Regions from separate parts of the Homo sapiens genome. Here region 1 is linked to region 2. A link is a contact called in ENCODE Hi-C data. All regions are on one chromosome and are shown on one strand. Each heading gives the region's core, a stretch centred on a gene start or an enhancer-like site at or near the end of the contact. The rest is flanking DNA. Distances are from core to core; before and after follow the strand shown. Region 1 overlaps LOC124901138 (a long non-coding RNA gene). Region 2 overlaps LOC105377732 (a long non-coding RNA gene).

Region 1 (3,109 bases), core at 550-3,049, 310 kb before region 2:
GCAGGTATTCGTTAAGCAATCAAAAGACAAATACCTAGGAGAGCGGAATGTGCAGGTCACAGCCAGAATGACATCATAAGGAGCAGACTGTGCCAAGTACATTTCATTTCCTCTGACAGGATGGCAGGCTGGGAGATAAAGCCCAAGCCACTGACGTTGTCAGTTCCCTTTGTTCTGAAGGACAAGCTAGATCAGCTCCACAGAAACGACTGAGGACAGAAAAGGAGACAAGTCATGCCACACACCCACAGAGGCACACCCACATAGACCTTCACAGACACACCAACACACACTCACAGGCACAGAGAGACACGCAGACAGGTAGACACACTGAAAGACATATCAAAAGGCACACGTGTATAGAAACACACAAAACACCCACACATCCCCAGAGACACACGTGCAGACTCACAGATACACACACACAAATACACACACACAGTCATGCAAACACACCTGCCTCTCTTCCATGTGTAGTCATGCAAATACACAGACAGGCGCATATACACAGACATTTTACACACTCACAGAAATGGGTGCAGACACACACACACACACAGACACACATACATGCATATATCCACATCACCCCTTGCTGCCTACTCAAACCCCCTCCTCAGTAGTCCCGGAATTATATTCTTCCCACATTGGAGACTTGGGAAAAGGAATACCTCTGGTATTTGTGCATTTTCTTGCCCCTTTCTTGCCTGATGTCTTTATCTCAAAGCTTTGGCAGTCAGCGAGGGAGGAGCTGCCTATACTACTTATTTGTAGTTTTTTGAATGTCTGTCTCCCTTGCCAGCCTGGGAGCCTAGCACAGTGTCTGTCAAGCACGTAGTAGGTGCTCAGCAAATATCTGTGAAATGAATGAATCAAACAAGTCTATATCCTTGGTGTTTAGCACAAGACTTGGCGCAAAATATGTGCTCAACTGAAGTGTGTCAAAAAAAGTAATACATGATTACGTATTATGTATGATTATGAACCACGTTCTGTTATATGCCAGGCACCTCTATGACTTCATTTTATCCTCTCCAGACCAAGAAATAGACACCAATTTCTAGACTAGGAAAATGAGACCCAAGGAAGTTAAATAAGTTACCCAAGTTTCCCAGATTCCTGGGGAAGCCATTCAAAGCCAGGCCTCTGATTGCTAAACTGACACTCAAAACAACAACTGTAGACTCTACGAAGAAATGGATGAATGAATTTTTCCCTGTGTGACACAACTCAGTGATGACCTCCACAGCCGGCTGTGACTTATCCAGGTGTGAGGTAACTCTGGAGAATGAACCGTCACGTTGTCTTCAATCCCAGGGTGACGGCTCAGTCTCCAGCCTCTGTCTGGAACCTTCCATGGGATTGTATTTTGAACATATTACATTACATTTACAGATACATATAGTGGATATCCATAGATCTATATCTATATATAGATATAGATATCCAAAAGCTGCTGATGTTTGCATTTCTGCGTGCTTCCTCTCAGCTTACACACACGCACACGCACAAAGCACATATATATTATATATATGTTTGTGTATTATATTACTATATATCTGAACATTTGTCGTTTGAGGCCCATTCTAGCCCCAGATGTTTTTCTTCTATGTTTGTGTAAACCACACAGCCCCACCCAGAATCTGTCAAATATTTTCATTTCCTTTGCCTTGGTACAATCCGTGGGTTTAAAACTCAACCAACCTGTAGGCCAATTAAGCTACTTTGCATAACAGCTGCTTTTGGCAGTGATGGATGGTGCCTGGTTGAGCATCTTGCGAATCCCGAAAGGCTCCTACCTCTGTATTATCTGCATGCCTGAGACCTGCTCAGATTCCCCTCTTTGGCCCCCTCACCCCCACAGTTTCCCTGAAAAAAGGAGGGCTGTGCAGAGAACCTTTGCCTCTGTCTGGGACAGGCAGAATATGGATAGAGACACAGAGCACAGAGGTCAGACTCTTTCCCCACAAAGGAAAATAAAAATGTCCGGCGGTAGTGGCCTCCTGGTAGGCAGGGGGCCAGGGCAGGCGGTGGTGACTCATCAACACCAGGCGGCCTGACTCAAGGCAGAGCAAGAGAGTGTCTCCGGCTCCTGTAATGAGCTCCACACTTACTCATAGCTTTGCCAGGCTAAGCACGGAGACATCTGAGGGCAAGGGAGGCTCTATTTCTGATAGCTTGACCCCAAAGATGACGTAGGTTGTTGTCTATCACTTTCTTTAAAAAAATCACTCTGTTGTGGCCAGGCACAGTGGCTCACGTGTGTAATCCCAGCACTTTGGGAGGCCGAGGCGGACAGATCACCTGAGGTCAGGAGTTTGAGACCAGCCTGACCAACATGGAGAAACCCCGTCTCTACTAAAAATACAAAAATTAGCCGCGTTTGGTGGTGGGTGCCTGTAATCCCAGCTACTCAGGAGGCTGAGGCAGGAGAATTGCTTGAACCTGGGAGACAGACATTGTGGTAAGCCGAGATCATGCCACTGCACTCCAGCCTGGGCAACAAGAGTGAAAGTCCATCTCCAAAAAAAAAAAATCACTCTGTCGCTTCCCAGTTGCACACTCTATTCACTGGGGAGCCCTGCGTGAACAGAGCAGAGTTTTAAACACTGCTTTAAAAGCAGTGGCCAAGTAGCCCATATTTTCCCTACCTTAGCCACCTCAAATGCCTCTCCCCACCAGCAGCTACCTGAAATTCCCCATTAGGAGTTCACTTCATGAGACTGAACTTAGCCCTCTCCTGGGGTTGTTCTTTAAACTATACCCTCATGAGGAGTGAGATGAGATGGAGGGAAAGGGTGGTAGCAAAATAAAGGAGAGAGCTACTGCTGGCCCAAGCCAGACACGACAAAATCATCTTCTGGACACCCACCATCCCTAAATCTCATTTTCAGAGATACTGCAAGGGACAGAAAGAGGACGTGACCTCCTGAACATTCACAGAAAGGCTAGATTCAAATGCAGGTGTATGTGGCCCCAATATACTCTTTCCACATATCCCTGCTGACTCCCGAATGCTTTACGGTCCTACGAAAAGACTGCAAGACACCACACTGTGTCTGCATCGGGATTACAGATAAGAGTCCACTCAAGTGTCAAAGCTAATACG
Region 2 (3,081 bases), core at 51-2,550:
TTAAAAGGACAGTGGGCAAATCAAGTGTAGTTTCTCCCAACTGCAGAATACTATGCAGCTGTTAAGAGGAATTAAATACACCTGCACAGGCTACTGTGAAAAGATTAGCACAATAAATTAGAAAGTGAAGAATTCCTGGTGTAGAAAAGTATTAGTAAATGATTCATTTATGTAAGGAAGAAAATCATATACACAAATATGGGTATAGTCAGACTCTTTTTTTGGAGGGACACAAGAAATTACTTATGTTAGTTTGTTAGGGCTGCCATAATAAAGTACCACACATTGAATGGCTTAAACAGCTGAAACATATTTTCTAGCAGCTCTGAAAACTTGAAGTCTGAGATCAATGTGTTGGCAGGGGTGGCTCCTTCCGGGAACCCTGAGGGGGGAATCTGTTCCACTCCGCTCTCTTTGGCTTGTACATGGCCATCTTCTTCCTATGTCTCTTTACACTGTCTTCCCTCTATGTAAGTCTCTGTGTCCAAATTTCCCGTTTCGATAAGAATATCAGTCATACAGGATTAGGGCTCATCTTAATGACCTTATTTTAACTTGATGACCTCTGTAAAGACCCTATCTCCAAATAAGGTCACATTCTGAGGTTCAGGGGGGTTAGGACGTCAACATATGAACTTGAGTAGGGGACACAATTCAACCCATGGCATTGCTGGGAGACAAAAGGGATTCATCTTTTACTTCATATATTCCTCTATAGTATTTATACTTTTATGATAAGCATACATTTCAATTACAAAAACAACTTTTAGTCCAAAAAGTGGGTGGAAATTTAAATCCTGCCACAAATCAAGCACCAAGTGAAAACATTGGGGTTGTATATTGTAGGTCAAAGTGACCTGTTTCTATATCTGAAACAAGAGGCACACCCTCCATTAAGGCCTCCAAGCGGGAGTGTGTATGTCCAAGAAAGGGAACCTGACCATCACTGGTCTTGCACACTTCTAGATATTTTTATTTTCTTTTAATTTCTATTTTGTTTTATATTGCGTGTGGAGGGGTACATACTTAAAACTTTCTACTTGGGGTTTGCCTTCTAAATAGCGTGCATGGCAAAGGCCTTGGGAGCACCTTTCACGAAGCTTAATATTTTCATAAGCAAAGAAAAGGACCTAGTCCGTGACTGCGTATGAGTCACGTTAGTTTGGTTTTCTTCAAAGGCTGACTACTCCAGTTGCTATCTCTGTGTGACACAGTGTCTTAGGATGACTATGTTATTTTGCTCATGATTTCATAGATCAGGAATTCAAGAAGGGATTAGCTGAGTGGTTCTTGCCGGGGGTCTCTTATTTGTTGCAGTGAGATGTTGGCTGAGCCTGGAGTCATCTGCAGGCTTGGCTGGGCTGCACGTCCCAGATGATCCTCTCACATGACTGATGGTCACTGGTTATCTGCTGAGTTCTCAGCAGAGATGCCAGAGCACCTACACGTGGCAATCTCAGGGCATCTAATGTCTTAAACGGTGGCTGACTTCTCCCAGAGGGAGTGTCCCTGAATACTTGGCAGAAGCCGCACGGCCTTTTCTGATCCAACCTCAAAAATTAAGGCATCACTATTGCTGGACTGATTGCAAGCCAGTTACATTCAAGGCTCAGATCCAAGGGGAGGGAACCAGGCAGAAACTCAATGCTTTTCCTGACCTAGCTTCAGAAAGAGCAGAGTGTATTAGTTATCTATCACTGCATAACAAATTCTCTCAAAGCTTAACAGCTTAAAACAACAAACCTTTAGGACTGTACAGTGTCTATGGGCCAGGAATTCAGAAGTGCCTCTGCAGGCTGCCTCTGACTCAAGGCCTCTTGTGAGATTGCAGTCAATATATCAGCAAGGGCTACAATTATCTGAAGGTTTGGCTGGTGCTGGAAGATCTAATTCCAAGATACTCGGTCACATGGCTATTGGCAGGAAGCTTCTGTTCCTCAGGGTTGTTGACAAAAGGCCTTAGTTCTTCACTGTATGGGCCCTTCCATGTGTTGCCTGAGTATCCTAAAAGCATGGCAGCCAGTTTCCCCAAGAACCGAGTGAGACAGAGATAGAGAGAGAGAGATAGAGATAGAGAGAGAGAGCAGGAAGCTTCAGTGCCTTTTATAATCTAGTCTCTGAAGTCATACCCCATCATTTTCACTTAATTCTATTTGTTAGAAATGAGTCACCAAGGTCACACGCAAGGGAAACGGCATTAGGCTTCACATTTTGCAGCAAATGTCAAAGAGTTCTGACACCACCCACGACATCATCTCTGTTGCATCCTATTGGTTATAAGTGAGTCCCAGCACAGATTCAAGGGGAGAGGACATACATCCCACCTCCAGTGGGAGGAATGTCCAAGGATTTTCAGACAAGGACTTAGATACAGTGTCTTAGCTCAGATTTCTATAACAAACTGCCATAGGCTGGGCGACTTAAACAAGAGGAATTTATCTCTCACAGTCTGGAGGCTAGAAAAATCCAAGATCAAGGTGCTGGAAGATTCCTTTCCTGGCTTGCAAATAGCCACCTTCTTGCTATGTCCTCATCTGTCAGAGACAGTGTGCAGGCACTCTGGTATTTCTTCCTCTTTTCAGAAGGGCACTAATCCCATTATGGAGACCCTTACCCGCATGACCTCACATAACCCTAATTACCTCCCAAAGACCTCCCTTCCAAATACCGTCGCATGACGGGGAGGGTTAGCGTTTTCACATATGAGATGGGGGGAACATAAACACTCAGTCCATAACCTTCCATGCCGGGCCCTTCAAAATGTGTGTCCTTCTCACATTCAAAATTCATTCAATCCCAACAGCCCCAACAGACTTCACTGGTTCTAGCATCAACTCTAAAGTCCCAAGTCTCATCTAAATATCATAGAAGTCAGATATCTACATCATAAAGAGTTTATTCCAGGAGAAACAAAAGGGGAGAGTGAGACAAGGAAGGGAGAAGAGCCAGCAAGGGATAGATTACAGCTTGGAGCTCCGTCCTGCTGGGGGTTCTTCAGAATCCACGTGGAACATGGCTCAGCCTAGGCCCATTAGAGGATGGGGGACTGGGCAATTATCCATCTACTCTCATCCCCAACTA

Evidence for each region. Hi-C counts contacts between places; a loop is a spot of excess contacts on that map. Pooled maps may share reads with other maps.
Region 1: a map of gastrocnemius medialis shows a loop between it and region 2 (5-fold over the local background). The contact joins two enhancer-like sites. A Hi-C loop is called at or near these places in 3 of 168 maps with a recorded cell type or tissue (gastrocnemius medialis and psoas muscle) and 4 of 50 pooled maps.

The regions. Positions count from the first base shown.
Region 1 is chr5:173,763,566-173,766,674 of GRCh38, reverse strand. All of the region lies in intron 1 of LOC124901138 (a long non-coding RNA gene), which reads left to right. Among named protein-coding and RNA genes, the nearest start is that of LINC01484, 19 kb to the right of the region's middle. Within about 2 kb of position 1,799, at least 24 of the 41 ENCODE cell types and tissues checked have a DNase peak (open chromatin) inside an H3K27ac peak, as active enhancers do; they include gastrocnemius medialis and psoas muscle, where a contact is called at or near this core.
Region 2 is chr5:173,453,635-173,456,715 of GRCh38, reverse strand. The region is part of intron 3 of LOC105377732 (a long non-coding RNA gene); the gene reads right to left. Among named protein-coding and RNA genes, the nearest start is that of MIR8056, 110 kb to the right of the region's middle. RefSeq lists an enhancer at 740-1,939. Within about 2 kb of position 1,300, at least 16 of the 41 ENCODE cell types and tissues checked have a DNase peak (open chromatin) inside an H3K27ac peak, as active enhancers do; they include gastrocnemius medialis and psoas muscle, where a contact is called at or near this core.